5 separate regions of the Mus musculus genome follow, and all the other regions are linked to region 1. The links are chromatin loops, found by intact Hi-C in ENCODE. Cell type or tissue: heart. All regions are shown on one strand.

Evidence for each region. A loop is a pair of places that touch in the nucleus more often than their neighbours do. Peaks named below come from ENCODE experiments on the same cell type or tissue, not always from the same donor. Only the 100,000 strongest peaks of a DNase experiment are listed, where the experiment ranks them.
Region 2: it touches region 1 in a loop (9-fold over the local background); 17 of 42 quality-filtered maps call a loop at or near these places.
Region 3: a loop joins it to region 1, with 2.2 times the contacts of the local background. A loop is called at or near these places in 5 of 42 quality-filtered maps.
Region 4: a loop joins it to region 1, with 2.6 times the contacts of the local background. A loop is called at or near these places in 3 of 42 quality-filtered maps.
Region 5: it touches region 1 in a loop (2.3-fold over the local background); 2 of 42 quality-filtered maps call a loop at or near these places.

The regions. Positions count from the first base shown.
Region 1 is chr6:91,899,391-91,904,390 of GRCm38, forward strand. It overlaps Ccdc174 (coiled-coil domain containing 174), which reads left to right. Exons shown (of 11, transcript NM_172730.2): 11 at 1-458. The coding sequence ends at 197. 4930590J08Rik (RIKEN cDNA 4930590J08 gene) reads left to right here and starts at 4,843. Exons shown (of 20, transcript NM_198668.2): 1 at 4,843-4,966. In heart, a CTCF peak has its summit at 2,304 (motif pointing right); a DNase peak (open chromatin) is centred at 2,301.
Region 2 is chr6:92,267,273-92,272,272 of GRCm38, forward strand. Gm30688 (a long non-coding RNA gene) reads left to right here and starts at 2,363. Exons shown (of 5, transcript XR_001785327.2): 1 at 2,363-2,476. It also overlaps the pseudogene Gm44803. In heart, a CTCF peak has its summit at 1,947 (motif pointing left); a DNase peak (open chromatin) is centred at 1,949.
Region 3 is chr6:92,181,586-92,186,585 of GRCm38, forward strand. Mrps25 (mitochondrial ribosomal protein S25) reads right to left here and starts at 2,438. Exons shown (of 4, transcript NM_025578.4): 1 at 2,255-2,438. The coding sequence starts at 2,388. In heart, a CTCF peak has its summit at 2,884; a DNase peak (open chromatin) is centred at 2,326; H3K4me3 peaks cover 2,019 bases; H3K27ac peaks cover 1,723 bases.
Region 4 is chr6:91,976,383-91,981,382 of GRCm38, forward strand. Fgd5 (FYVE, RhoGEF and PH domain containing 5) reads left to right here and starts at 2,583. Exons shown (of 21, transcript NM_172731.3): 1 at 2,583-2,660. The coding sequence starts at 2,648. In heart, no CTCF peak of the experiment used is centred here; DNase peaks (open chromatin) are centred at 2,039, 2,619, 3,059, 3,399 and 1 weaker place; H3K4me3 peaks cover 2,780 bases; H3K27ac peaks cover 1,836 bases; H3K27me3 peaks cover 3,727 bases.
Region 5 is chr6:91,957,007-91,962,006 of GRCm38, forward strand. No RefSeq gene overlaps it. Among named protein-coding and RNA genes, the nearest start is that of Fgd5, 19 kb to the right of the region's middle. In heart, a CTCF peak has its summit at 2,379 (motif pointing left); DNase peaks (open chromatin) are centred at 3,205 and 3,625; H3K4me3 peaks cover 559 bases; H3K27ac peaks cover 1,389 bases; H3K27me3 peaks cover 604 bases.

The DNA of each region.
Region 1 (5,000 bases):
GAACTGCTCCTATGAGTAGCCAGCCACAGAGCAGACCAGGATCAGCACCAAGTGACTTGGGACATTCCTCTGGCCAGAGCCAGGAACCCAGCTCTTCACACACATCCACTCCTGCCTCTGAAAGCTCACCACAAGCGCCCACAGTCACTTTCCAAACACTAGATGATATGATATCTTATTATAAACAAGTCACATGACCTGTAAAGCATGCTGGTTGTATTTGTCTCATAGAAGTCAGTCAGGACTGAGTTTTACTTCTTTCTTCCTGTACTTTCCCAGGGAGCACAGGCTTGAGGCCACATTAGTTGACAGGGAGGAGTGAGAGCTCATTGACTCTTAGGTTGTTCATTTTCTTACCGCTTGGTATAGGGGGACTATCTTCTCTCCATGCTGACCCAGCTGTGACTCATTTGGGGTTCCAGGTGTGTAAATTATAAATGCTAATCTGAGAAATACTGAGGAACTTGTTTCTTTTTTAGATTATTTTATGTATGTGAACATCTTACCTTCTTGTATATATGTGTACCACGTGTGCCTGGTGCCAAGGAGGTCAGAAGGTGGTGTAGGATACCCTGGGCCTGGAGTTATGTATAATTGTAAGCTACTATGTGGGTGCTGGGAACGGAACTTTGGTCCTCCACAAGAAGAGTAGCCAGTGCTCTTAACTATGGATTCATCTCTCCATACCCCTCTGAGGGGCTTTTAACCCTTCTTTACAAACACACCCTCTCATGACTTCGCTTTTAGGGCTCCATTCTTTTCTTTTCAGAAGTGTGTTAGCATGCAGGTGTCTACTCCACAGGTTCAGCTTCCCTGACAGGTGATGGAGCAACATGAGGAGGATTTGTCCAACAGGCAAATGAGGGCCTATTATAGAGGGCTGCGTGGGAAAAGGAAGCTGCTGGGACACTAGGTAGTCACATCTGAAGCTCTAAGGTTGGGGAAGAGCACCTACAGTTCAGAGGTAGAAGTTGGTAGTTGATCTGTTCCCTGTTACTCAGTTGCCTATGTCTGTCCTCTGCAGATATCTGGAGTTGGGCTGAACTATTTGGGCATTTGCAAAGGCTGCTGAGCTGTTTAGAAACCAGTGTTCCTTAGTTTTGCCAGTTAGAGCTTTGACTTGTCCTCCTGCCTCTGTGCCTTCTGATGCTCTCCATTACTTTAGTCTTCTTGACTCTCTGAGTAGGTCAGACTTGGACCCCATGGTGCTGAGCAGGTAGGTCCCTGCCTATATTCTTATTTAGCAGGGACGTTTGGTGCACAGGAATCTAAAGGACGTCACTCAGTAGGGGTGTTCGGAGCATTCACCTATGCAGCTGCAGACAGGCAGTCAGGAGTTGACCACCAACCCTCTGAGAACAGTGTAGCAAAGGAAGACCCACCTCTTTGGGGTTTCCTTGATGCTTTGTCTCTGCTCACATGAGTGGAAATGCCCTGTTCTTCCTCGAAGTCATGTGGCATTGTATTGGAACAAGACTTATGTCTAATTTCCAGGCTTAAGCTTTTCCTAGTATCTTCTGCTGCCAGTCTTTTGCCCCAGTATTAACAAAGTTTGGACAAATCCCAAAATTACCTCTGAACTCCACAACAAAAGCAGAAGCTAGACATAATGCAGTCCTGTTAGTCTCATCAGGCAAATACCTCCTTTAAATACATCAAAACTCAGCTACCCTTAATTTTTTTTCCAGAAATGACACATGTATCCTAAAATTCATATGGAAATGCTAGGGACCCAGAATAGCCAGAAAAAAGTTGGAGGACTAAAGATAAGGGCCAAAACTATAAATTCAGCTAAAATAAGGAAATAGTTTAGAGGAGAAAGAAGGAAATAGAATTATTAGACATGTCACAACTGTAAGCAAAAGCAGAAAAGAGACAGACATGGGAGCAGAGGTGGGTTCAAGGCCAGCCTGGACTACATAGCAAGCTGCAGGCAGAATAAAAGGAAAATAGTTTGATCGCTGGAGATAAAGTGCTTTTATGAGGCAGAGTATCAAGAAGAGAATGTGGTGGGATGAGAGAAGGCAGGAGTGACAGCCAGGCAGCAATGGGCCTTGAATGGAGCCAGCAGGCATGGGAGGACCTGGCCACCACAGCCCTTTGGGAGCAGCAGCAGTCAAGCGCAGTTACTCTTCACCTCAACTAGTACCTGTAGGTCATTTTCCTCTGGGGTTTTGAAGACTAAGTTTCTTTCTAGTCTCCTCTTTATGACACCAGTTAAAAGGTCTATATACAGTCCCTCAGATTTATCTTGAAGTCAGCTTCAGAAACTTACTTTTCATGGACCAGCTTTGTGCCAGGATGTCCAGCAGATGGCAGCAGAGTCCTCAGAGTTCAGAGCCATGCACCAAGACTATTGGCTTCCTAGGGATGCAATCAATGTGTCGCTTTCATTTTGTTTTTTTCCTTTTTGGGGGAAGACAGTTTCGTGTAGCTCAAACTTCGTATGTAGCAGAGATTGAACATTTTTTAGTTTATTCTTTGACAATTTTCGTACATGTATGTGCACAGTGTATTGTTTCCCCTCACTTTCTGCCCTCCTCAGATCTCCTTCCACCCTGTCAACTTCCTCTCTTCCACACAAGTCCTTTTTTTCCATCTTTTCATTTTGTTGTGTTGTGATCCACTGATTTTATCTGAGACTATCTGTGATCTGTCTATTGGGACCTAGACAATGACTGCCTTACCATCAGAATCCATCCCAACCAATTGTTCAGCAAGGAGAGATAGGGCCCCTTGATCCCCTTCCCATTCAGTGATTGCTCCGTGATAGTCACTTTTGTAGGCCCTGTGCAGGCAGTTGTAGCTACTGTCAAGACTGGGTGTGCTGTGTCTGTGCAATGGCTATGCTCTGCCCTGAAGATTGCATTTCTCAGTCCTCTGCCTTCCAGCTTGGCACTCTGTTCCCTTTTCTGGTGTTCCTAATTGTTGAGGGATATGCACTCAGCAGTCACTTGTTCTCAGCACCTGAGCACAATGTGGATGGATGGAGAGCCACAGGAGGCTGAGTGTCAGTATTGAATTTCTGATCCTCTTGTGTGTACCTCTGTCCCTAGAGTGTTAGGATTACAGGTGTGGGCCACCTCACCTGGTTTATGTCTTGCTGGGTATTTAACCCAGGGCTATATTTGCATATTAGGTAAGCATTCTACCAACTGAACTACATTTCCAGGCCATTTTTAACTTTGTTAGAACCATATCTTAAAAATGAAATTATGGTGGCACATGCCTTTAATCCCAGCACTTGGGAAGCAGAGGCAGACAAATTTATGAGTTCAAGGCCAGCCTGGTCTACAGAGTGAGTTCCAGGACAGCCAGGGCTACACACAGAAATCCTGTCTTGAAAAAAAAAAAAGAAATTAATTTTTTTATTGAACTTAATATATTCAGAACATCTTAGTATACATTCAGGATACAGAAAACATCAAGAGGTACTTTGTTTCTTTTTTAAAAAGCTTAGATAGATAGATAGATAGATACATACATACATACATACGTACATACGTACATACATACATACATAGATAGTCAGGGGTTCTGTATATGTATAATCCCTGGCTGTATTGAAACTTGCTATGTAAACCAGGCTGGCAACAAACTCAGAGATCAGACTGCTTTGCCTCCCAAATGCTGGGAATAATGGTGTGTACCATCACACCTGCTTTTGGTTTTGTATTATGTGTGAAAGCCTGCATGTATATGTGTACCACGTGTGTATTTGATGCCCTCAGAGGGCAGAAGAGGGTGCCATCTCCTGGAGCTGGAGTTACAAGTAGAGCTGCTCTGTGGGTGTTACGGACAGAGTCCTCTGCAAGAGGACCAAACACTAACAACTGCTAAGCCACACTTCCCTATTGTTTTCATACTAAATTCCAGAGTGCACTGTAGCCCGCAGTGTAGCCGAGCTTGCATACTCATTTTCCACCAGATACACTTTTATCTGTATTTAGGTGTCATAAAGCAGTTGAAAAGTACTAAACTCATATCCAGGTTGTCCCAAACATATAAATTTTCTGATAGTTGAATTGAGTGAAGTTTTAAATTTAAGAATTTTTGGTGGTGTGTGTTTTGAGGTGTCAGGTTTGCCTTGCACATGTTTGTCATGTGCTGTCATTGAGCTACAGCTCCAGTTTCAGCTTTTAAGCTCAAAATTTTGTTACTGTGTGTATCTCTGTATGGGGTCAGAGGACAACTTGGTAGGGTTGGTTTTCCTGTTCCACCTTTACATGGGTTAGCTCCAGGTTCAAGTTTAGGTTGCTAGGTCTCTCAAGCACTTTGCTCAGCTGCCTGCCCCCTTTCCCACCAAGTGTTAAATTTACATCAGGGAAATTGAAGTTGAATCCTTTTGTTGTGCTAACTTGTGTGCAGGACTGCTCCAAATAACCATTTGCTGGCTTTGCGGTCCCTGTACTTTGTCTTCCCATTAATGACCAAAGACTGGCAAGCCAGTTTCTCCCAGGTGCACATCCAAGACTTATGACCGTGTCTGAATTGGAAGTGGTTAAGCCTACAGGAGAATGTTCTCATGTCTTCTCTGCATGTCTGGAGAGCAGAGCAAACCATTGAGAAGACTGCTCTGAGTTCCTTGTTTTCACTGTAACCTCTCCTCTGGGCCTTGTGTGTTTTGGCGCAGTTCCTTTGAATTGGTGTACTGAATCATTCTGCTGGCCTGTAGAATGCCCAAAGGAGAGCATTTGAATCCATATACATGAGGTGCCTGCTGCACTTAGCTATACATTTGCCAGAGGCGTGGCTAATTCCCCTGGGTTGCTCTTCAGCTGGTCTGGTTGTGACATACAGATGAGGCAGTGGAATTTAGAATCCGGAACAGGGGTGGGTACTGGTCTTTACAGTTAACACAACAGGATAGCCACACCATATGTGGCTCAAGTTTCCTTTTGAACCAGTAAGGCAAGCTGAGTCAGTTATATGCCAGACTGTTCACATAAAATGCTACATAGCCAAGGTGAGTGATAATAACTGAAAATGATTTGTTGGCT
Region 2 (5,000 bases), 370 kb after region 1:
AATATTTGCCACAGTATCATTCTACCATTTCCCATTTAACCATTGAGTGATTTCCTTGCTGGACCCAACTGTGAGGTTGTCACAGGTGACTGGGCAAGATGGTGTGTGTGCGCTGTGTTTTTTGTGTGTCTATTTGCAGGCAGTGTGTGGTGTGTTAATTCTTTTGGGTCTATTCACAGTCAATAAGGATGAGCAGTCTGTGAGCTGGGTTGAATTCCAGTTGCTACTTCTCACAAGGCTTCTTAAATCTACTGTGGCCCAAATAGTAAATAATTTGCCTATGGCACATGCTAGCGATCTTAACACTCTGGAGGCCAGAGCAGGGGAGTCATGAGTTCAAGACTAGCCTACATAATTCAGAGTCCTTGTCTCAGAACTGTGTCTGGCCAACTGGGACTACCTCACTCCAGTTGCCCTTCCCACAGGGGCAGTACTAGTTTTTGGCAACAAAACAAAACAAAACAAAACAAAACACCTTTGGTAGACAGGTGATGGCGCTCTAAACCTCCGTATCATGGAAGGTAACCTCTGTGGACAGGCATGGTCATTGAAGAATATAGTGACAAAGCATATGAGTCAGCCAGCGGTAGCCTTAGTGACACAGAGACGTGTGCATGGATGTCACATCAGTGGCTGAGGCAGGAATACACAGATCCACAAACCTAACCACGCCAAGGACCCCTGACTGTGAGCAGAAGCTAGAGAGGGCAGAAAGGGTGCCATGCAGGTTCAAGGAGAGTGGGGCTCTGGTGACCTGTAGCTTCTGGGGCTATAAGACAGTCTGTGTCTGTTGGTCAAGCCTCCAGTCAATATTACTTCATCATGGCTATCCTAGCACCCTAATTTACTGTCTCTAGGCTCTGCCTGACACAGAGCCCCTTGCCATAGGTGGCTCAAACTCTATTCCCTGGCTCTGCTGAGCAGTCACGTGACCCAAGCTTGGGCAGTTGAAATACCCCATCTTTTCCCATACATTGGCTTAGGATAGCCTTCTAATGAGCTTCAACCTCAGAGCTGCTGTTAGAACTGTTGTTACAGACTCCTTCCTGACTCTGAGGTGCCACTACAGCCTAAGAGCCTACAGGAGTGAGTGAGTACTATTTTGAACCTGATGTCACATCCAGCTAAAGAAACTGAGGCACATTATGGCAGCCGGGTGCAGAATCAGTTAGGACAAGAGAGGACCAGGTTTCAGTGGGTCCTCCCTGACACCCACTGTCTCCCCTTCTGAGACCCTCTCATGTTTCCTTTGGAGACTGTTGCCCCTCCCGCCCCCCATGTTCAGTTAGAGGGAGGAGACCATCTCTCACAGGCAGCCTGGACACAAAACAGGTCATCAGGAGCAGCGATGGTTTCTGGATGTTTGGGTAGCACAGCCCCAGCACATCAGAGTAACTCCCAGACATTTGGTAGAAGCCTTGAGAATGAGGCTGTCTCCATGGTGGCTTCTCGGCAGTTTGAGCATCTGCTTGTAGCTGCTGATGGCTATGCTGCTGCAAGGAGCAGAGCCGAGAGGCCCTGTGACAGGACACAGTGACACAGTCAGAGGCCTTGGATATGGTTCTCCCTGAAGGTGTCTCCTGGAGTTTTTTTTTTCTTTTTTCTTAAGGCAGTTCGATGTGAAGTTCTAACACATGCTGAAATACTGGCTTGAGGACTGTGCCAGAATCTTAGGTCCTATTATATTGCCTCTGGAGCAAGCTTGCCTCTCCCCCCACCCCCCCATCTTTGTTCAATGTCTCTTTTCTAGAGGACCTTTTCAGACTTCAAACCCTGTCTAAAGCATGAGTCAACAACTCCTAGAAACCTTCCTTGATCCTTCTATGGCTACTAATTCCTCTCATCACTTTTCTGGCACCTTGTGGCTCCCAAAGTCCTGTTCTGAATCCTCTGTGTCCCACAACCTGTAACAACACTCAGGACATTTATGTAGCTCTGCTGCCCTCCGGTGGCCAACAACAGAAATGCATGAAAACGCATCCTGAATCCCAGCTCCTCCCCATATAAAAGGAGCAGGTTCAGGCAATGGCCACACTGGATGCCCTGTGGTCTTCCTTGCTAACTCTGGTAATTCTGCTCCACCTCTAGAGGTATCCCTACAAACCTCGGCTTTGTTTGTTTTGTTTGCCTGGTTAGTTTGTATCGACCTTGGAACCCAGGAAGTCAAACATGGTAAATGTGGTGGATAGTCTGAGCACGTATGTATCCATGCCTGGAGCTTAGATTTTCAAGACAGACCGTTCAAGGGTCCCAACATATCTTTGTCATGAGGGAAAAGGCAGCTCCGTGCTCAGAAATGGACAGAAGTCTAGCTGACGTTTCTGAGTTCACATACAGCTTCTAAGCGAGATAGGATGTTGAAGAGGCAGTTGGCAGAGCAACAGCAGCCAGTATTGGAATTCTGGGACCGAGTCCTCCATTTTTTTCAGACCAACAAATCCAGAAGAGGAAATGGGCTGCATGGACCCAACGCCTAGTAAGTAGCATGCAGGGCTGAAAAAGACCACTCCTGGGTTCTGGCAGCTCCTTGTGCTTACCCTTCCTTTGGGGTCTGGAAAGAAGAAGCCCAGCTTGGGCCCTGATTCCCTATTCTTGCCAATGCCCAGATTTGTGAGACGATGGGTTGGGGCTTAAGCCATGCAGTTTCTGGTCCTTTGTTTGGTGGTCTGAGCTGCAGAATTGCTGGAAGGCCAGGCTGAGAGCCAGAACTGCTGGCCTCTTTAAGGCTCTCCATCAGAACGTGTGCAGGAAGAGCTCGAAGTGGCTTGCTACTCTCCTGCTTTCCTGGCCCACCCCTGGCCTATCCTATACTGCTGAGGGAAGGACCTCCCATTCTCACCCACCTCGCAGTTCCCTGACCCTACTTTGGATCAGGGACTCCAATCCTCAGAGGACACTCTGTCCTTATATCATGACCAGGACTGGGAAGAGGCCCAAATAGCACCAGAACATTGGGTCAAAGAATTCTCTAGCACTGAGATTAGCTGTCTTGTGTAGAAGGGGGAGTGGCTAGGCGTTTTCACGTCCATTACTGTGGGCCTATACCACAGGGTGTGGCTCAGATTTAGGGTGTATCTTTCCACTTCAAATGATCCAAGAAAAGACCTCACATGCCACGCCTGGCTGGTGGGTTTTAGTTGAATCTAGATGTAGTCAAGATGGCAACCAAGGTCAGCCATCATGCATAGATGTGTTGCTATGTACATGTGGCTTCTCTCTGTCTGCTGCTTACGCTCATGTGGAACTATACACCACTGGGCTGGGTCATTTTCTAGACTACACAAAGCCTGTCTTTAGTTGGGGTTTCTGTTGCTGAGATGAAACATAATGACCAAAGCAACTACAGAGGGAAGGTTTTGGTTTTTTAGCTTACATATTCAGAATCAGAGTCCATTGAGGGAAGCCGAAGCAGGAGCTCAAATCAGGCAGGAACCTGGAGGCAGGAACTGATGCAGAGGGCATGGAGGGGTGCTGCTCATTCATAAGGCTTGTTTATCATGACTTGTTCAGTTTGATTACTTTCTTTCCTTCCTTCCTTCCTTCTTTTCTCTTTTCTTTTCTTTTCTTTTCTTTTTCTTCCTTTTCCTTCCTTCCTTTTCCTTCCTTCCTTTTCCTTCTTTCCTTTCCTTTCCCTTCCCTTCCTTTCCCTTCCTTCCTTTCCCTTCCCTTCCTTCCTTCCTTTCCCCTCCTCCCTTCCTTTCCCTCCCTTCCTTTCCCTCCCTTCCTTTTCCTTCCTTCCTTTATTTCTTCCTTTCTTCCTTTCTCTTCCTTTCTCTTCCTTCCTTCCTTCCTTCCTTCCTTTCTTTCTTTCTTTCTTTCTTTCTTTCTTTCTTTCTTTCTTTCTTTCTTTCTTTCTATTTCTTTCTTCCTTTCTTCCTTTCTCTTTCTTTCTTTCTTTCTTTCTTTCTTTCTTTCTTTCTATTTCTTTCTTTCTTTCTATTTCTCTCTTTCTTTCTATTTCTCTCTTTCTTTCTATTTCTCTCTTTCTTTCTATTTCTCTCTCTCTCTTTCTTTCTTTCTTTCTTTCTTTCTTTCTTTCTTTCTTTCTTTCTTTCTTTCTTCATGTTTTTATTCTTTGTGCACAAAAACTAGCATGATTGGTTCCACTTAGTAGACAATCGAATAATCCATTCAAGGTCGCTTAGTCCAACTTAATGAAGCCTGTGTCCTTCACGTACTGACAGAAGCACTGACGACACATATTCAGCCCATATTTGCAGATCAGACCGTGGCGGTTAGAGCACACATGGCAAGAGCCAAACCTCCATGGGTGACTCCAGTAGAGCTGCTGGTGACCCATCTTGTCTTCAGACACCCAAAGAGGAAAAAGGTCGGTCTGCTTTCTTATAGAACCAGAAACACCAGCCCAGGGGTGGTCACACCTGGGTTCTCCCACATTGATTACTAATTAAGATGTCCTATACCAGTGGTTCTCAACCTTCCTAATGCTGTGACCCTTTAATACAGTTCCTCATGCTGCAGTGACCCCCCAACCATAAAATTATTTTTGTTGCTACTTCATAACTGTAATTTTGCTAGTGTTATGAATCACAATGTAAAATCTGTTTTCTAATGTTTCTAGGTGACACCTGTGAGAGAGTCATTTGATCTCCCTCCCAAGGAGTCACAACCCACAGGTTGAGAACCATTGTCCAATAGGCTTCCCTGCTTACAGCTTGGTCTTCTGGAGGCATTTTTCCCAGTTGAAGTTCCCTCCTCTTAGAAGACTAGAGCTTGGGTCAAGCTGGCATGAAACTACTCAGCACAAAGCCCACACAAACAAGATTTCTAACCCTCTTGGTTTCATACACTGTTTACCTGGGATCTTACAAAGCCCCATAGTTCAGCAGTTTATACACAAGTAAGATTAATGTATGACCCCATCCTCTGCATGTATATTGTTGGTATTCAACTTTCTCTTATGAAGGCCGTGCTTCCATCTCACGACCTCAACCATGTTTGCTTCATCACAGCTGGGCTTCTTATTGGCTTTTTCTTCA
Region 3 (5,000 bases), 280 kb after region 1:
CATCTAAACTAATTCCAGGGATGAAACTGAGTCAGCAGAAAGGCAGCCTGAAACCACTCGAGACACTACCACAACTGGGACAGAATCTGCAATTAAAGTGCCAAAAATGAAGCGATTAAACACGGCTAACACAAGGATTTGTTAAAGCCAAGAAGGAAAATTAATCACACGTTCCCCTTTGGCTTGAAGTCACAGAAAATGAGTCTTCACAGTGTTTAAATTATCAGAGAACTCATGTTCTGACTGTTCAGAAGTGACCTTCGAGGGAGGATAGGCTGAACAGGATGCAGATGTGTGTACAGGCAGAGGCAACGGCCATGAGAACCATACTCCTCTTCCGCAGGGTCTAATACGTCAAAAGGGTGCTATTGAGATGGCTCAATCACTAAGGAGCTTATTATACATGCAAGACAACCAGACTCTGAGCTCCGGGATCCACTTAAAAAACAAACAAACAGGTAGGGGGTTATAGAGATGGCTCAGTGGTTAAGAGAACTTGTTGCTTTTGCAGAGGACTCAGGTTCAGTTCCCAGCACCCATATGGTGGCTCATAACCATCTGTAACTCTAATCCCATGGACACCAGGCACCAATGTGGTGCACATACATACATGGAGGTAAAACACTCACATATACATTTTTACAAGCAAGCCAGGTGTGGTGTCACACATCTTTAAACTCAGTAGTCAGGAAGCAGAGATAAGCAAGAAGATCTGTTGTTAGCTGGAAGCTAGCCTGGTTTATAAAGGAGTTCCAGGCCAGCTAGGCACACCGTGAGACCCTATCTCAATTAAAACTTAAGGAAGATTTTACTTGAGGTTGGAGAAATGGCCCAGCAATTAAGAGTGCTTACTGTTCTTCCAGAGGACCTGAGTTCAGTTCCCAGTACCCACATCAAGTGCCTCACAACCACTTGTAACTCCAGTGCCAGAGAATCCAACACCCTCTGGCTTCATGGGCACCTGCACACATATGGTGTAAATAAACTCTCATGACATACAAAACACACACACACAGAGAGAGACAGACAGACAGAGAGAGAGAGAGAGAGAGAGAGAGAGAGAGGTAAAAGGCCAGGTGTGAGCCCTTGCTTGCTGGCTCCAGGCTTACTGACCAGCCTAGCTGAATCCATGAAGCCCAGGCTGAGAGACCCTATTTCAAAAAGAAACCAAGTCAGCCAGCTCCTTAGAAACATTATCTTTGGTTGAATGCTAATGTATCCACACATACACAAACACAGGGTCGGGTGGGGTGGAGACCTTTAAGTAATTACATCAACACAAAACTTGAAAAAGTGAAAGAACTGCTTCTGGGGAGGAAACACTGCCCTGAAAGCTCCACAGCACACCACCCAAAAGCTTGAAGGCAGAACTTGTCAGCAAGTCTCTGTCTTCCCATCCCAAAGCACAGAGCCTTGTGCCCACAAACCAGATAGATATAGATGCACCTACTGGATCAAATGGGCACAAGGTCAGCACCTGTTGCACTCTGCCAGGCACTTTATTCTCCAGCAACCCCACACCACCACCAACACACTGATGTTGTGGTGTTCCGCCTAGGAAAAATGCTGTCAGAAGTTGAGAGAACTTGTGTGATCCCAAGGTCATACAACTAGTTAAGAGGCCTTTGCATATGCATAAACTCCTGACAAGTGGGGAGTAGAGCCCGAACCCTCTGGTCCACCGAGAGGGTTCCAGAGAGCCCTCACCCCAGCAGATCCCAGGCTAGCAAATCTTAGGTCTTGGGGGTCAACTTGACCAGAGAAAATGGCTTGAAGGCGGCTTCTGGCTCTCATGAAGTCAAGGTCTTTGCCACAGGGGCCACTCTCCACCTTGAAAATTATTCTCTTCTCTCTTTCTGATCCGTTCTACAAATCCACTTCTATCTACAGTCATGTTTATCCCGTACTGTGGAAAATCCCAGTACTGAACCCAGCGTTTTGGGCGCTCAATAAATGTGCAGTAAGTTCGGAAGGGTCCAAAGCATTGCTCAGAGATGATAAACGGGTCAATGAAACCTTTCATTCATCAAGTGTCCTAAGCAGCAGCAAGCCATGCTGTGCACAGGTGCGGAAACTTACTACTCCGCTCCCAAGGCGTTCCCCGCGCCACAGCCTCGCACAAGGGGCCAGCCTTCCAGCCGCAACCCATCCCTCCGGTGGAGGAGCACTCGGGTTTCTATCGGGGATCAGTCGGGATGCCCTCCACTGCCTCAGCTTCTTTCACTGAACCCCGAGGGCTGTGACCCACACTGACCTGGCGCCTTCGCCCAGTTCCCCATACGTGTTGTAGTTCACGGTCATGATCTTCACAGACTCCTTGAATACCACGTCCCCGCGACCCAGGTACTGCAGCGTACGGCGGATCGGGAAGCGACCCTTCATCGGCATGGTGGAAGTCAGGAACTCCTCAAGCCGCGGACCAGCGCGGCTCCGGGAATCTTGGGAGGCACTTCCCGGCGGCCAGCGCGGCCGCGGGGCAGCCTGGGACTCGTAGTTTGGGCCCGGGCTCGCAGCCGCCTCAGCGTTGGGAATCAACCTGTCGTTTTTGTCTTCACAGAAACCAATTATCTTCTCCCAAGATCTCCAGTTCTGAAGTGAAGAGCTTGACGGAAAAGTCGCTGTTGATTCAAAGGGAAAACTTATTTGCAAAGGAGGAAAGAGTGGCTTGCTCTGGCGCGTCAGGGTCTGCCTCAAAGGACTCTGCTTAGAGGAGGGGGTCGTTCGCTTGTTAAGAGTGGTTGTGACAGATATGACAAGTCAACAATCAACATGTCACTCTGCGCTGCATTTTTTTTTTTAGGATTTATTTTTACCTTACTGTTTTGCTTGTGTGTTGTGGCTGTGCACCACATACACGCAGTGCCCGCAGAGGCTGGAAGAGGGCGTTGGGTCCCCTGAAATTGACCTTACAGAGCTGTGAACTGCCATGTGGGACCTCTAAAAGAGCAGCAAGTGCACTGAACTGCTAAGCCATTTTTCCAGCCCCACTGTAATTTTTAATCGCTGTTTATGGCTGAAATTAATTTTTCTATAGGATTCTCAAGATTTTTTCCCTTTGTAATTATGTAAATTTTCAACTGACTTCCCAGGCTTCATAGATGAACTGTCTACTGATAAGCCCATTAGAGCATTTTTCATCTGTTAATCTTTTATTCTAGTATTTTTTTTTCAAAACTTAAGTGTTCTTTCCTCTGCTCAAATAATCCAACAATTCTAGACATGTCCTGTGCACACATGAAGGCTGGGGGAAAAGTGTCCTGCTGTGTTTCTGTTCTCTTAGTAAGCTCCAGCAATTGGGATTGTAACCCACACTTCTGGGGTTACAGGCACAGATGATCTCACCTAGATTTTTACATGGATCCTGGGATCAGAACTCAGACCCTCAAGTACTCTTACCCACCGAGCCATCTCCCCAGCTACCAAATTGTAAATTGTTTTAGTTTTTTTTTTTTTACTTTATGTCTATATTTTTTAAAAGATTTATTAATTTTATTTATGAGTACACTGTAGCTGTCTTCAGACACACCAGAAGAGGGCATCGGATTCCATTACAGATGGTTGTGAGCCACTATGTGGGTTCTGGGAATTGAACTCAGGACCTCTGGAAGAACAGTCAGTGCTCTAAACCACTGAGCCATCTCTCCAGCCCCTATGTATGAGTGTTTTGCCTGCATATATGTGAACACATCACTAATAAGCTTCAGCTATAACTACATGTCTGAAGAGGAAGGTAAGCTTCTAGAGCATACCCTTGAGAGTGCAGCAGGCGGCTGCAGGGTATCTAATCACACTGTGAGCCCCACAATGGTGTTACTTACTGGAAAAACCTTTTTTAGTTGTGGTATGGCTCAGTCTCAGCACACACCTTTAATCCAAGAGCTGCTTCAATACTGTAAACGGGATTAAATAAAGTCAACCGTAGATCAAGAGGAGGAACAGCCAATTAACAGGAAATGGACATAGGATTATTAAGAGAAAACCATTGACAGTAAGAGGGAGTCTTACTGTTAACTGTCCTCACTCACAGCCCAATAACAAAAACCAAAGTTACTACTGGTATTCCTACAAGTCATGGGTTCTGCTGCAGCCATCAGATCTTGGCTTACTCTGAACTCACCACTGCAGGTGCTGGGAGGAAACTGAGCCCTGCAAATCAGTTTCCTAATGGCTCCAAGAAAGGTTACTGGTTTTTCTTCAAGCCAGCTGCTGCTTGTAAGAAGACTGACAACTTCCGAAAGACGCTGCAACTGAAATCATTAAGTGATTAAGATCCTTAAGTGATTAAGATTCTGCTAGGCAAGGTTAAGAGCACTGACTGTTCTTTTAGAGGTCCTGAGTTCAATTCCCAGCAGCCACATGGTGGCTCACAACCACCTGTAACGGGATCTGATGCCCTCTTCTGGTGTGTCTGAGGACAGTGACAGTGTACTCAAATAAGTCTTTAAAAAAAAATTGTGCTAGGCTTCTGGGGAGGCTGCAGACCTTGAAGTTTCATCACAGAAGATGATACTGCATCCACAGGAGACACCCAGCAGCCCACATAAACAGCCTTGGGTCCCAAATCAGACAGACCTGGGCTCCAGGCCCAGATGAAGTCACTGTAGAAACCCATTTAGCCGCACCTAACTTCTTTCCAGATTGTTCAGCTGCTGTCTCTTTGGTCTATGTAATAGCTGAGCCCTTCCCTCTTCACCATTCCTGAGCCAACCCAAACCCACCTAAATACTGATGGCAAATGAGTTGTAAGTATCCAATCTGTTCTTTGTCAAACAACACAACACAGACCTGTTGGCAGAGCTGAGGTAAAGTGTGAAATGTACCAGTGCCTGGTGCAAATGCCAGCCCCAGGCTCCCTCACCCCTCCGAGCTTCAGTTTCTGGTGGGGATAGGACTGTAGAGTCGATGACCAGCCAGTCTAGCCTAACTGGAAAGCTTCAGGATGAGAAACCCTGCCTAAAAGGCGGATGGGTTTCCTAAGACTAATACCCAAGGTTGTCCTC
Region 4 (5,000 bases), 77 kb after region 1:
ATCACCCTGGGCAGGATGGTTGCAAAGCCACTGCAAACAAAAGCTTTGGGATCCATCTTCTCTGGAAAGGAAAAACAAAGGAGTTCGAAAACAAAGGGGTTCAAGTCTTTCCCTCACAGCCTGTCACTCCGCACCCACCACCCCTCTGCCTGCAGGTGAACTGGTTGAATGCTGTGAGGTTTCCCAACTGGCCTTGGGGCTGTGCTCACAAATCCCACATCCAACAGTGTTGGGTTGGCAGAGCTTAGCAAAGCATTCCGGGATTTTCCTGCCACCACCCTGAACCCCTCCCCACAAACCCCAGAGCAAAATCAACAGTAGCGGCCACTGAACCAGAGCCTCCCTCCTGATCCCGCTGAGGCCATGTTCTTAGGATTTTACTGCTTATTCTAAAAGACAAGCTCTTTTTTTTTTTTTTACATCAATGGATTTACCAGTTCACTCCGTTTCACACACCTTAAAACATAGATCCCCTCATCCTCGCCACCACCTCTACCACCACTCAGCTGACTCCATCATCCCCACGCTGCCAAACTCCATTTCCACCGTGCACAGCACCTTCACGCCTCCATCCCTACACCGGCTCCATCAGCCCAGTCACCCATACTGTCGCCGTCAACCCGAGCAAATTTATCAGTTCTATCACATATACTCCTCCTACCCCCATCACCCTGACTGACTCTACCATCCACCTTTTCTGTCACCTCCGCCATCTCTATCACTTTAACCACTTCCGCATCCTCTGCCCCTGCCCACCACATGTCATTCCCTACTATTGTGTCACTGCCAAATATCCCCATCAGCACCTGGAAAAACACAACCACCTCTATCCCATATGCCATCTCCACCATCACCACCTGGAAAAACACAGCCATCTCTATCCCGTGTACCATCATCTCCATCATCACCACTCTTTCCATCACCTTGACCGTCTTCCTGCCTCAACTCTGCCACTTCTACCCCCGTTATCACCTGCTCCATCTCCACCTCTATCACCACCAACTCCTTCCCCTCTTACCTGCTCACCACCTCTGCGTCACCTATTCCACCACCTACACTGAGGACACCATGACTTGCATGACCACTCCTTCTCTACCTGGGGCACTACCACTCTCTCTCCTTCTGTTTCACCGCCAATGTCCTCATTCACTTCTAATGTCATCTCTGTCACCTCCATTTCCACCAGCATCACCTCCATCCTGAGCTAACCACCATGCACAGATCGATTGAATCTACCAATAACCAGTAATGTACTCAGTCAGATTTTCTTTTTTTCTTTTTCTTTTTCTCTTTTAATTAATCATCTATTTAATGTTAGCATGAGTTGGGGAAAGGCACCCAAAGCCATGGTGCACTTGTGGAGACCAGAGACAACCATTGGAATCTGCTCTCTCTCCTTCCACCTATGTGAGGTCCAGGGATTGAACTCTGATGTCCAGGTTTACGTGGCAAGCTCTTTACTCACTGAGCCATCTCGCTGACCCCAGCCATAAATTTTCTATTCCAGAGTCAAAAGTATTTTTCCACAAAGGGCTGGAGGTTTCAGTGTCTGGTGTGGTGACTCTGGGATGAAAAGGTCATTTGAAAAATTCAAATTCAGTTCTTAATTGTACAGTAGAGGGAAACATAGACCGCTCAAGGACATGTCATGCCTTTACATGCCTCAAGTCCCCCCAAGTTATCTCCTTCACTTCTTGTTTGGTTGACCCCTCTCACTGGGGACCTCCTCTGAGCTCCAGACCCAAGCTGTAGGACTGTGTATGTCAGACAGGACTCCCTGAGGGCAAAGGCATCTATATGGTCATTAACAGGCAGTACGGAGGAGATACTGGGTCTCACTATCTGGATACAATGTGAATCAAGCCCCCCACCCCCACCCCCACCCCCAGAAACGAGATAGCCCTTTCCAGCCATCTCCAAGAGGTGATGGATGACTACACAGACATACTCTGAAGCTCCCGGCTTCTGACTTGGGTTTCCTCAGAAAGTCCTGGCAGTTGCTCTGATTCTGAGTCTGATGAGGGCCCGGAAATGCGCATTTCACACACTCCCCATGGGTTCTGGCTATGGAGAGCCCCAACTGGTCTTCTTCACAGCCAGGGTGCTTCTCCATGGTGTTTGTTGGTTTAATTCGCCTTCTGTCCCTAACGACCTCTTCATTTGAGCTCTCCATGAGGAAGAGAACTTGTAGCTATCACGCTCCGTGGTCGCCTAGCCCAGACTGAATGAACATCCAAATCTGAAAATAAAGGGATGGATGGCCTCTGTCCCTAAGCCTTGTACAGCTCCTTTGGTCTCCTTGATCATAGCCCTGGCCCCTTTAAGTGTGCGTGGGGACGCCGGGACCCTCGGTCTCTGACAGCACAGAAAAAAAAAAAAAAGAAAAAAAAAAAAGCCTTCCTCTCGGGAGCGGGAGGAAACATAGGAGGGGGCGGAGGCGCGGCCGGAGCCTGGAGCCCCGAGCTTGAGCGGACGCCCCGCCCAACCCGAGCCCCGCGCCCAGCGCCCCTCGCCTTGCCGCGGAGTGCTGCGCCCGGGGCGGGCCGGGCCGGGGCGGGCGCGGGCGCGGTGGACTGGGCGGCAGTGGGACTCCGACTGACCGACCCGCACAGCACGCAGCGACCAGCCTCGGGCTCCGCGGTGGAAGATGCACAGAGCAGGTAGGAGCCCGCGCCACCTTCCGCGCTCCGGCGGCAGGCTCTGCGAGTGGAGCTTGCGGGACCCGGGTTCCCCTCTCTAGTAGCCCAGAGTTCGGGTGTTCTGTCCCACGCACCTCGCCGTTGTCCCCCGAGGAAGGGTCCCCTCAGAAACCAGGACACCCTGCCTTCCAAATCGTGCCCTCCAACACCCAATCCTTCCCCTTCTGTCCTTTGGGTCCCAGCAGGTCCTCCTTCACCCTTTGGTGGCTGCATTTGGTTCCCGGGCGCCGACGCCAGTCTGTTCTGGCACTCCAGGGCTCGACACACCCCACTCTGCCATCAAACACCTTGGTTGAGTTAGGAAGCTTGGGCTGTTCCTCTAGATGCACCCCTCTTAAAACCCTCAGCCCGGGCTCCACTACCGGTCCGAGGCCCCGTCACTCCCAGGAGCGTCAGCGTCCCTCTTACCCCCTTCCCCCTCGGGTCTCAGTCTGTGAATCAGACTTCACCAGGTCAGTGATTCCGGGAAACACAAAAGTGTTCTCAAAGAAATTTAGCGATCTCTGCCGAGGAGTGCCATTTAGCAGATTGAGAAAGTGAGCCTCAGTCAGATGGGCGGTGCCTGGAATCTGGATTCCCAGCTGCTGTACACAGGAAAGTTCTCAAAGATGAGCGCGTGCTAGGTAGTAATCCTGAGACCTATCTGCTCCACGCGGTTGCACCCTGTTTTCTTTTACTGCTATCGCTGAGCAGAAGAGGAACTCCTTCCTCACCAAGGACCCTGTTCAATGCCACACTTCCCAACACACATCCCCAAAGAAACAGGAAGCCACCATTTTGGCTGTCTTGGAACCATATCCTGCTGCTGTTACTGCTGCTGTTGGTGGTGGTGGTGGTGGCCTCGGTGGTGGCGGTGGCAGTAGTGGTGGTGTGTGTGAGGGGCAGGAGGAGTTGAGGCTTTTTTTTCTTTTTAAGAGTGTTTTACTGAAAAGTCATTGTCTTGGGAGCAAGGTGCGGCTGGAGACATTGGGCTGGTCTTACAACAGACTGAGGAGTGGGGCAGCCACCTCCCTGTGTCCAGGCATTGGTGTTGCTGAGGGTAATTAACGTGGGTCACAGAATTGAGGGGCATAAGGAGGAGAGTCACCGCATAGGAGTGGAGAGGACTGGAACAGGGTTCCCAGGGGCTGGCTACCCACTGCTCTCTGGGGAAGGTTGTAGTCTGGACAGAGATAGGCTGGCTTTCCCTACTCTCCTAACAAAACAGCTTGGTAACAATGGAGAGAGCCAGTCCAGCTTCCCCATATTTTCCTGTATGAAGCTGGAGCAGGCCCTCCTTTCCTAAGAGTCTGGAGGGTGGAGGGAAACAGAACAAATTTAGATGTAGATTTGACCCCAGGAAGCCTTTGCAGTGGGCACTTTTAGATCTAGCTGCCTTGTAATTTGTGTCTGTAGACATGATTCCCTTTTCAATATGATAGCCTTCCATGGTGACCGGTGGATGTCACACTCCCTGCCTCCAGATCTCATGGCTCCAGGACTCCCTGGGGTTGGATCTCAGAGCCACCATATGCTTATGTGACCTTGAGCAGGTTTCTTAACTGCTGTCCCTCAGTTTATCTATCGGACAAATCAAGATCTGTCTCAGACTTGTCTCTACTAACCAACAATAAAGTAAGCAGAACACAGTCCAAGCGACCACTGAACACTAACTCATATTTCCCGGGAACTTATAATGGATTAGTTACCACTACCGTGTATTCTTTCTGTCAGTCTAGTTAACATCATCAACAACAACCTGACGATGGGAAATTGAGCTACTCTGATCTGTTCAGGGGCCAAGACAGGATCGAAATCCAGTTTGAAAGCCATTTTGTTTTTAAATCCAGGCCCATCTTGGTGCATAGGGGATGTTTGCCTCTTGACTTTGTCAGGTGTTTTGTGTCTGTTGATTTCCTCGAACTCACAATAGTGCCATGAAAAGGTGGGTAGTTCTTTCCTTCCCCAGAAGGAAGACGTGGCTTCCAGAGGCAGAGGGATGTAGGATGTATACACACAGCTGTATGAGAAGGGCTGGTACCAGACCCTAGGCCTCCCCGCACTCTGTCTCCCACTGTCTTCCTGGGAAGTGCCCTGTTGTGGGTCACTGGACAAGCTTTAACAGCAGCCTAATTAGAAGCCAGAAGGCTTGGCTTGGACTTTCCAGCGGGCACTGAGGAATGGATGTTAAATTAAGATGCATTGCAAGGTGAAATTGGAAGATAATTGTTCTTGCGACATATGGTCAGGAGCGCTGCTCCAGGGGGAGTGGAGGGAATGGCAGGGGAGAAAGACTTGGGATCAGATGTCAGAGTGTCAAAA
Region 5 (5,000 bases), 58 kb after region 1:
CTTACTCCAGGGAGGAGGAACCACAGAGGTGCTGAGGAAAGTATGGCCATGACCAGAGTGGCTTGGGCAGGGTCCCCCAGCTGCTAGCAAGAATAGTGTCAGGTGCAAGATGGAGGCAGGGAAAGGATGACTATGTCTTGGAAATCTAGCTAAGATTTCTTAACCAACCACCTGTGAGGTGGGAGGGTGAGAAGGAGACAGGAATGTCCTGGGGTTTCTGGAGAAGCTTCTAGAATCCTGAGGAACATGGGATGCCAGGAGCTAGGATTTGTGTGCATTTGTGTAAAAGGCCATAGGTCCTCTGCAGAAGGACTAACAAAAGGCTAACAGTAAAATTTTAGCAAAGTTCTTCTTCAGGGGTATCTGGCCTTCCCTTCATTCAAAGGGTTCTAGTCTGTAAGCTGGCTTAAGTCAGAAATTGCTTCACAGACCAAGATTCCCTCTTGCCATAATCCAATGTAGTCTTTCATTTGAGGGTTTTTCTGCTTATACAGATCAAACAAAAATGCAGTAGGCTTCTTATCTACTTCACACATGGCAACACCAGGACTGGTTAGCCAGATCCACAAGTCATGCCACCATAAAATCTCTTTGCCTGTGCTGACCATTATGGATCAAGCCATTGTGGACATATGTTGTCCATTGTGATAACTACGATCCCCTGCCTTTGGTGCTAACTAGCCCCTGCTACTTGGGGTCTGATTAAACCCATCACATTTAATTCATCTGAGCAGCAGCATCTTTGACCCTAAGGTCTGGCACAAGGAAAAGAGTGACAGAGTGCTCTTCAGATGTGATGGTGTCCTCTCACCATTTTGTGTCTGAAAAGCTTGGTGAAAGTCACATCACCTGGTGTTGCGGCCGCCAGCAGCTCGCAACGTGAACGGTTCGACTGAGAAGGCCGCTCGAGCTGTAAGAGAGGAATCTAGACGGGGCGGAAGAAAGAATGTAGCCAAGACAGTTACTCTGATCAAGGCTCAAATTTTATTGTTGCGACACTAGTTATGAAGGAAGGGGGAGGGGACCCGATTCCCGCCGAATAATCTCTGGTCCAGTAGAAAGGTGCACGGGTGTGGCTCCGCAGGTTCCAGCAGTGGGCGTGGCAGAACGAATGAGCAGGAAGCTCCACCCCTGAGCAAGCAGGTTTCAGGCTGGGGGAGGGGAGACTACAACCTGGGCCTTCCCATTGTGGATGACTGGGTTTTACACAGTGTAAAGCACACTCGAGTATACACTCACCCAGTGTATCTAGTATTGCAATTTTCCTAAACCTTAAAATCCCTTCATCACCCAAGTCAAGTGGAATATCCAGTTCCTTTTCCATAGGTCATCTTTTGAAAATTCTTTAACCAACTACTCATACTTTTGATACTTTTTAAAAAACAGTATGTGATATATAAACTCTGTGTGTGTGTGTGTGTGTGTGTGTGTGTGTGTGTGTGTTGGTTAAAGGTCTAGAGGCAACTACTGATGGGCCCTGAGGAACATCAGGAGTCTCCTGTCTAGCATCTCCTTCAGGGAAAGTCACTGCTGGTTTAGCAGACGGTGAAGAATTAATTTCCTCAGGCAAAGGTGGGACAGGTAATATTCAGGCATTGTGAATATGGGTGCATCTTCTGCTAAGGGTAGAGAGATTTCTTCCTCAGGTGAGCTAGACCCTTGAGAATCTGAGGGTTCAAAGTTCGAAGCCTCATCCGGGTCCTCCCGTACAACTTCTTGTGTCTTAGGGTTCCACCCTTCATCAGTATGGCCTTGTCGTTAACTGCATACACTCTCTAAGGCTGGGATGTGAATATTCATTGCAATTCATTAATTTGTCTTATCATGCAGGCTTCAGTTTGATTTTTTTGCAACTTGAGCTTTATAGCTGCTGGAAAGAAAATTCTCTTCCCAGGCACACATAGAAACCTTTAGACTGTTTCTGTGCATCTAGAGCCGGTGTGTTTTATTGCTGAGTTCATTGCTGTCCTTCACCATAGTCTGAGAGGCTAGAAGCTGGCTAATTTTATTTCGGATCTCATTCCTTACTTATCTAGAGATGCTAGGTGCAACCTGTCAGTCTTATCATTTTTCCTTGTTTATTATTATTATTTACAAATTGTCAAAATTTTTACATACAGAGTCCCCAAATCTATTGCCTCTCACACCTGGTGACTCAGGAGACTCATGTGCATTGTAGACAGTTCACACCGTGGGCTTTCAGTGATCTCCAAGCTCCCAGGAGAGCGTCAGTGACTGTAGGTATCAGCAAATGGGAAAGCCTGGTCCAGATCCTTTCAAATATCCATCCTAGGCTGGAGAGATGGCTCATCAGTTAAGAGCACTGACTGCTCTTCCAGAGGTCCTGAGTTCAATTTCCAGCAACCACATGATGACCATTGTAATGGCATCTGATGCCCTCTTCTGGTACATCTGAAGAAAGTGACAGGTACTCAATAAACAAACAAACAAACAAACAAACAAACAAACTTAAAAAAAATTCATCCTTATACTTCTGTTGCTCTGGAACCACTTCTGGTGCCAAAATCTGAATTAGTCCAAGTTCTCTAGAAAATAGAACTGATAGAAAGAACACAAACACACACGCATACACGCAAGCACACACACACACACACACACACACACACACACACACACACACACGCGCGCGCGAGATTTATTAGTGTGGCTTACAGGCCGTGGTCTAACTTTTCCAACAATGGTTGTCTTTTGGTGGAAAGTTCGAGAATGCAGTGGTTTCTCAGTCCATGGCGTTGGATGTCTTAGTCTTAACAATAGGCTGTAATCTCCATGAAGTAGGCTCCAATACCACTGAAGGAATGAACCTGCCGGTGAGAGTGAGAAGAAGCAGGTGAAGAGCAAGCGCTTCCTTCTTCCACATCCTTTACATAGGCGACCACCAGAAGCTGTGCAGACTTAGGATGCATTGTTCCCACCTCAAAGATTCAATCAAGAAAATTCCCCTCACAGGTGATCCCAACCACTTGGGTTTTAGTTCATTCCAGATGTAGTCAAGTTGACAACCAAGAATAGCCATCACACCACCTTTGCCCTTGCAATGAGGCTGGCCTGGTACACTGTTTCCAGGGTCTGGCCCTTTTAAATTTAGCTGCAGGAAAAAGTAGTTTGTGCAGGCCTGGACAATCAGCAACAGGAAAAAGTCATCCAAGGGGCGTGCTCAATGAATTATGGAGGCATTGTTCCCCGGCCTAAGGAGCCAGTGGTGCCGCTCTGAGCCCAGTGACCAGCCCAGGGCTGTAGGCTGCTAGCTGGGTCAGGACAACACAATGTGGACAGCCAAAGGCAAGAGAGAAAAAGGAGGAGGAGGGAGGAGGAGTGGAGAGGAGGAGGGGGAGAAGGAGGAGGAGGGAGAAGAGGAGGAGGGGAAGGAAGAGAAGGAGGGGGGAAAAGAGGAGGAGGGGAAGGAAGAGGAAAGAAAAACAGCAGAGGAAGAAAAATACTTGAAATTCCTTGTGTCCGGGGATAGAAGAACATTTCTAGAAAGTCGTCAGCCAGGGAAAGGCTGCTGCTGTCCTGGGTGGGGGCCTCCCGGAGCAGGAGGAAGTTGCAAGCGATATTTTGAGATATTTTCAGTCTAGTGTGATGTCGATTGATTTTCCAAAACACCAGTAACCCCCTGCTGAAGGAAGGGCTGAAGTTGGACTGGGGCTAGCCAGAGGTGGAGCAGGGTGTAGGACCAGCCTGGATGTAAACAGGAGCTGACTCAGTTGGAGAGTTCCAGTACTCCAGACAGCTGGCTTACAGCCTCCATAGCTCTACAGGTTTGTGTTCCAGACCTCACTTTGGTGGAAAAAAACACAGATAAAACTGGGTCCTCTACACAGAAAGCCTGCGACATAGCAAGCCATGTTCTTTTTGCCTTCCTCCTCCAGGGGGGTGCTCTCTGTTACACAATTACTCCTGCTTCAGCAAAGCAGATGGGAAGAAGAATAATGTTTATGGAGAAGAGGTAGCCATGAACAGAGCAGGCAAAGGCTGTCCTAACAGAGCTGATATGGTGAGGGGACATAGTGTGCAAAATGAATAGCGTAGCCTGTTGGAAGAGGAGGGCACCATAAGAAGATAAAGCAGAGAGAGGGGTAGGAGTGTTTCATTCGGTGCAAATGGCCAGGAGGATGGATGTTCCCTTTCCTTCACTGGGATCCGCCCTCCTGCCTTGTGTCACAGCTCCTGCTCTGACACCTCATAGTCCCATCTGTCCCAATGTCCTGGGATCTCCTTGCTCCGGGCTAAGCAGGACCAAGTTCCTCAAAAGAAGCCCTTTTACCCTTCTCCAGAGCTGACTTCTTGTCTGGAGGCAGACAGACCAGCCGTTTTAATCCCTCCATCATATGGAATGCACCTACAGGTCCCGTTTCGTGTCTTAGCAGTTGCATGCCATTGTTCCCTGAACTCACCAACCTGATGTCATAAATGTTACCTACCCTGATCAACCATCCCAGCTCCTACGTCTAGGACAGTGTAGGCTAGAATATGCATGTGTTCTGTGATTCTTCCTGGGGCAGTCTAGCCACAAAGCTGGCAGATGTCTTTTTGACACAGAAGTAGACCTCACATAAGAAAATATGAGCCAATATTCCCAACCTACTAAGAGAGATTGGTAATAAAAATGCAAAACAAAAAGAAGGGGGACACGGCCAAAGAACATGATGAGGCTGTTCTGTTGACACAGAAATGCACATGGCCAATAAACAACTGAAAGATATGAGCTTCCCAGGCAGTCATAGAAATGCAAATTAAAAGAACAATAGAACGCCATTTTTCTCCCATCAGATTGGAGAAAATATAAAATATTGATGACATCCAGTACCAGCAAGGAGCAGGGCAGCCAGCCGTTTTGACACTGCTGTTATACAGTGTGAGCCATACAATCTTTGGGGACAGTCATCTGTGTTAAAGTTTCAAGTGTTGTGTGCCCTTTGATAGAGCAATTCCATGTTGGAAAAGTGATTCTGCAAAGCCTTCTGCAGGCACAGAAG